Regions from separate parts of the Homo sapiens genome. Here region 2 is linked to region 1. The links are chromatin loops, found by intact Hi-C in ENCODE. Cell type or tissue: PC-9. All regions are shown on one strand. Each heading gives the region's core, and the rest is flanking DNA. Links, peaks and the distances in the headings are about the cores only. Region 1 has its middle 29 kb from the start of EFCAB14. Region 2 overlaps CYP4Z1 (cytochrome P450 family 4 subfamily Z member 1).

Region 1 (2,915 bases), core at 169-2,668:
ACTCTCTGTAGCAACATCTGTCCTATAATGCTATGGAATAATAGCAATGTCTTGTCCAGGAATCCTGAAATATTACTAGGGGAGATAATTCCATCTCAGACCTGAGCTATATGCTTTCTGCCATATAAGCATTATGGTTAACATTGAGCTTCCTGGAAGCTAGGGCACAAAGGGAACCACAATAGATATCAGCATTTAACTTCATGAAATTCTTGAAGTCCCATAAGATGTTAATAAGAGTGTCTGGAATAAGCAGTTCATTAGTCAAATAAACCTAGGAAATACTGCATATACTACACTCCATTCTGTTTGAGGAGTCCTAATGGCATTAAATAATGAAGGCTCTGACGCATCTTGCAGCAAAATTTATTTTTTACTCAGTTTCCCAAGTTTAATTGATCATGGAGCCCCTTTCCCATGGAAAATTTATTGACGTCTAGCAATAAATCAGCATTTTGAATAGTTCATTTTGGAAAATGCTTATTTATATGTTTTCCTTGTCAGACAAAAACATTTTCTTTCCTGATTTTAAATTCTAAGGAAGGGCTAAGTATACCTCGGTTTCCCTGCCAGTTTATTCCTGTTTGACTATTTGAACCTCCCTCTATCCCTGTAATTTTTTGTCCATACCCATGTCCTCAGGAGTTTCTATAGATTTAGGAAACCAGGGTAAGTTTCCTTGGTGGAAACCCAACTATGGTGATCTAACAAGTTTAGTGAGGTGAAGTCAAAATAAAGCTTTGGAGGTGAGGGTAATTGTGAAGCCCATTAGGGGTTGGCCCAGGAAATCTGGTGAGAAGGTATTACAATGTACAGCAGTCTCTTGAGAGTCTTACCCCAATATGAGGTGGTTTCTATACTTGGAGACAGCTGTGGTTTTAGCCTGTGGACTCTGGCGACCCCTTTCCACATTTCCCTGTTCACTGCTTTGGGGAAGATGGCCTTGAGGGGCAGAAAGGAGGATTATACCAAGATATGCAATAGTTGGAGACCTATTGGTCATTCTGGACGTGGCTTCAGCCTCTGCACTTTTAGGGATGAAAAACTGGGGGTCTTGGAACAGGCCAACAGAACAGCAGGTCTTTTCTTGTTTCCTCTGGGCACACAGAGTCCCCATCCCATAGCATCAATAACTGCCTGAAGCATGACTTGTCTCCCTGACTGGATTGGAGCTCCTCAAGGATGGGGGCAGCTTCTTATATTTCTCATGCCCCTTCCCCACCACACGAGGTGCTCATGCTGGGTGCTCATGAGCACATACCCAGCCAGCATGAGCACCTAGCGTGGTGGGGAAGGGACATCAGAAAGTGCCTGATCACTAACATTTATGCGTAGCTCAGGTTTTCTAAAAAGTTCCATAGACATAATCTCATTTGGGATTCACAGCAACACTGTGAAACATGTCAGAGATTATCACCCCATTTTATAGCCAAGGAAACAAAGTCTCAGAGAGGTGAAGTGATGCATCCAACTTCACACTGTTGGTAAGTAGCTGGTGGTCTATACGCTACATCACATCTGCTGCCTTTGGAAGGATTCACCCTGAGGTTCAATATAAGAGGATTCTTAGTCTAGGTAGGGGGCGGGGAGCTGTGTCTGGTCTTAGCATCCTGCGATTCTCTCCTCAGTGGAGACTGCCTCTTTTGACCAGCAGAGGGAAGCATGGAAACACAGAGCCTTCCAAAGCCTAGGACTGTTTAGGTTCACCCTCACAGTATGTGATTAGAGCCTCAGCAGAGTTCTAGGCAAAGAATACTGACTGCCATTTGCTGCACACCCACTCTGTGCCCAATTACTATAATACATATTATTTATAACTCCTAAAGCAGCTCTCCATGGCAGGGATGGCCATCTCTATTTTCCAGATGGGGAAACTGGCTCAGAGATTTAGTCATTTACGTGAAGCCATTGAGTTGGTAACTGGTTTGCCTGGGATTTGAACCAGGTCTGCTAGTTCCAACTCTCTTAGCAGGCCCAGGACAAACGTCTGTTGAAGGAAGTCAGGGAAGGGTCTTCTTCCCTCCCAGCCATCCTACTTCTCCAAGTTCATACCACACAGTGCTGAGTGCAGCTCCTTAGCTCAAGGAAGAGGTCATGCTGCAGTCCGCCTCCTACCTCCCAATTCTGTCACTGCTCAGCGTCTCATACCTTCCTTTCCTTTTTTTCTGCACCTCCCTCTACTTCTTTTCCATCCAAAGCTGGGACAGGCAGCAGGCGCATGGGGCCAGAGGCTGGAACACTGGACTGGGCTGAATCTGGATCTCTGGTCTCTGACCTTGTTGATTATCCTGGTCTTGCTGCTGTTCCCTCTGCTCCCCCAAACCCCTGCATCCAGGTACTCCTCCATGGCCACTGCCCTAATATAAGCCTCCATCATCTCTTGCCAGCCTTTCTCACTGATGTTCCACCCTCTGGTCCACCTGCATAAATTAATATCCCCATAATAATCATATTAATGAGGATCTAACTCCTCACATCGCTCCTCACATAGCAGCCAGAGTGGACATTACTGCCAATGCCTTAATTCCCTTAAAGCCTTCTGATGCTCCCCATGGCCTGTAGGGTAAAGCCCCAACCCTGCTCCATCCCTGCAAGGCCAGGGATGACCTGGGCTGGCCTGCCCCTCCAGCCTCCTCCCTCAGCCTGCCCCATCCTCATGCTCACTACCCCAGGTTTATCCAACAACTGGCCAGCTGTACTCCGCCTCAATGGCCTTGTCTACCTAAACTATGTTCCCTGCTAGGGAGTGCTCATTTATCTTTCCAGACTCATTTCTATGGCCCCTCTTCTAGAAAGGCTTTCATGACTTTCCTTTCCACCCTGGTTGGAACAAATTTCTTCTCCACTCCCCTCACCTTGGTCCCAGCAGCAAAAAATGCGTAACTGCCTTGATTTGTTCTGTGTCTTTCTTTTCC
Region 2 (2,915 bases), core at 149-2,648, 360 kb after region 1:
TTATTTATCCTTAGACTCTGTGGAACCTAGGGCCATTCTTATTTCCCAGAGAGGGAGAAAGAGGATAGAGCTCTCAGGACTATCCAAACAGGCACAGGATTATCAAGGTGCAAAGGTACAGAATCCTGCCATATGGACTGAGGGTTGGGTGAGGGGGCCTTCGTGAAGCATCACGGCTTTAATGCTGAAACTTAAAGGACTAGATTTATATCAGCAAAGATGAGAGAGGCAGTACTGTGGGCAGAGAGAAGAGCAGACACAAAGCAGCAGGCAGCCTGCCTTCTCCCTTCCCTCACGCACACCGGCAGGGCATGTCACTGGAGCAATTGCTGTAATCCACAGACTCCAGGATTCACAGAGGGAAATTGTGGGACTATACCTGGAGCCATGATGTAGCCAGATCATAGAGTTTTCTGAAGGCCAACCTTTGTGTTCAGTCTTTCTCAATCAAGCAGCAGACAGATTTAAGACGTCTAAGCTGGGTGGCATGATTATAGTTATTTTTTAGAAAGATTAATACATTGGTGGAATGCAAGATGGATTGAAAGGCAACATTAGAGACATAAAGGAATGAGCCAGAATTTATCTTTGACCTATGTCGAGATGTGTTTCTACAACTTCCTCCAATTTAACCGTCTTTCAAATATTGGATTTGATTGGGCAATCTAATTAAATGTAGCAATATTTAATTGCTACTGTGCTACCATAGTTGCCCAATAGCAATTAAATATTTGTTTCCTACAAAATCAACTTTACTATTGTAATAACAAAAACAAAAACTATTTAGTACTTACTAGGGACTAAGCATTGTTCCATATGTTTTGCATGTGTTAACTCATTTTATCCACCCATCCTCCTGCCCCCCAGTTCTGCTGTGGAAATACTAGTGTTATGCACATTTTAGACAAACAGGAACAAAAAGGTAAAACTTCATCTCTGGTAAATGGTGGAACTAGGACTTGAACCCAAGTAGTGGGACTCTAGAGTCTGCGCTCGTAACTACTACACTAAAGCAACAACTTAAGCTTTCTCTGGGATCTCTCCAGAGAAAGATCTTTGCTATCATGGGGATCTTTGCAATCATCTAGTATCTAAAGAAGTTTCCTCTTTTTAATTCAGTGTTATTTTTCACATGGTATTTATTGTAATATTTATTACCTACATAATATTGCATCCATACACATAATATTCCGCCCACCTAGTTGCTCCAACAAAACAGCTCAGAGTCAACTTTTACTACCTTTTCCCTTAATCTTGCATTTCAATAATACCTAAATCCTGTCAATAAGCTCTGGTTTTTTTCAACATCAATAAAATGATGATTTATTGCTGCCTTCCAACACAAGAAAATTATTTTCTCTACTTCCATTCTAGATCACCTAAGCCCTGTAATCCACAGAATCTTAAAATCCCCCGACCCATACAAAAGCTACATGTTGAAAATGTGAGAATCAGCATGCCTTCTAATTTTTCCCATTCAGGTCCTTTCTGTTTCATGTTCCTTTCACTTTCCTGATCTTGTGGCTTTTGCAGCTGCTGCGGGTAACTTTCTGGGCTTCAGACAATGCTGTTGAGATCCGCATGGATGTTGGTGGAAGAGCTGGCTCCACCCGGCTGACTCAGTTTTAGGCTACTTATACGTCATCTCTGGTCTCCTGCAGTCTCTGCCCTTTCCTCCAAGTGCCTTCAAGGGCTGCACCTTAATCTCCCTCAAGCTACAATGAAGGGACAGGAAGTGCACACGCAGAGTTGCCTTCACCTCACTTTACATTCCTTTCCGCCACACCTTCTTGCCCTCCAGAGCTTTCAGGCCTTCACTGCACCTCACGTGCTCATCTGTCTCATTTCCTGTTACCCTGCTTTCCTTCCTGCCCCTCTCATACACACAGGCACTCCACAACTTCACTTTCTTCACCCCAGGCTTGGATGCCTGGATTCATCACTCCAACTTCCCCTTTGGCAATGCCGTCAACTTCCTTGAATATTTTCCCTTTCTCTACTGTCACTCATCAGTAATTCAACCAGCATTAAATTCCTCTATACGCTTTCTCTGCCCTGCTAATGGGCCCTTGAATGCAGCTATAGCACAACAAAGCATGTGCAAATGGATGCCTCATATCCGCCAGACCCACCTCTTCCCCTGTATTACCCAGAAATCCTGTTTATTTCTAAAAAGAAACATGTTTATGATGCCTGCTTTCTCTCCCACACCTCACAGTATCACTTACACATTGTCATCACTCTCTACCTGTGCCTGTGCCATGGTCCCATTCACTCTTGGCAAAAGACCTACTACATTATGTGTGCCCTTCTCTTCATTTGCTGGCCCAACAAGTGCATATTAAACATTTGCTCTAGGCACTTTGCTTTGTTCTGAGCATACTATGATGTGCAAAATGTCCAAAAGAAAGCATGTCATCTACCTCCTTCCCCTAAACCTATTCCTCCTCCTGGATTGCTACATTAATGAATGGCACCACTGTCTGTGAGTAATTTTAAGTGAGAAAGATAGAAGTCATCCTCACACCTCCACCATCTTCCTTACCCAGACAGTATCCAAGTCCTAGAATATCAGCTATTTCCTTCTCAACAACCTTGCTTCCATGGTCTCAGTTATTGCCTTTGTCAATCTTCAAATGCCAGAGTCCCCTAAGTTTTATATTTCCATACTTAGGTATCTACAAACCAATCTACTTATAAAAGATAAATCATAAGTCTAGGTAAATTCTAAGTTCCAACTCAAGAAAGCCACTTGGGTGATTCTGTTGCCACTTGTCCCTCCTAAGATCCTACTTATACACATACACTGAAATGCAAAAAGAAATAATCCCATAAAAGTGAAAAGAATGGAAGGAAGGTATTTAACAAACAAAAAGAGAGAGAGAGATTTTAATGAATTTATGAAATTAAAAAAG

The links. Hi-C counts contacts between places; a loop is a spot of excess contacts. Peaks named below come from ENCODE experiments on the same cell type or tissue, not always from the same donor. Only the 100,000 strongest peaks of a DNase experiment are listed, where the experiment ranks them.
Region 2: it touches region 1 in a loop (3-fold over the local background); 8 of 110 quality-filtered maps call a loop at or near these places.

Annotation. Positions count from the first base shown.
Region 1 is chr1:46,746,234-46,749,148 of GRCh38, forward strand. No RefSeq gene overlaps it. Among named protein-coding and RNA genes, the nearest start is that of EFCAB14, 29 kb to the left of the region's middle. In PC-9, for the core only: CTCF peaks have their summits at 1,636 (motif pointing right) and 1,835; a DNase peak (open chromatin) is centred at 1,648.
Region 2 is chr1:47,106,342-47,109,256 of GRCh38, forward strand. The region is part of intron 9 of CYP4Z1 (cytochrome P450 family 4 subfamily Z member 1); the gene reads left to right. All of the region lies in intron 5 of CYP4A22-AS1 (CYP4A22 antisense RNA 1), which reads right to left. Among named protein-coding and RNA genes, the nearest start is that of CYP4A22, 30 kb to the right of the region's middle. RefSeq lists an enhancer at 1,500-2,109. In PC-9, for the core only: no CTCF peak of the experiment used is centred there; DNase peaks (open chromatin) are centred at 1,600 and 1,858; H3K27ac peaks cover 1,426 bases.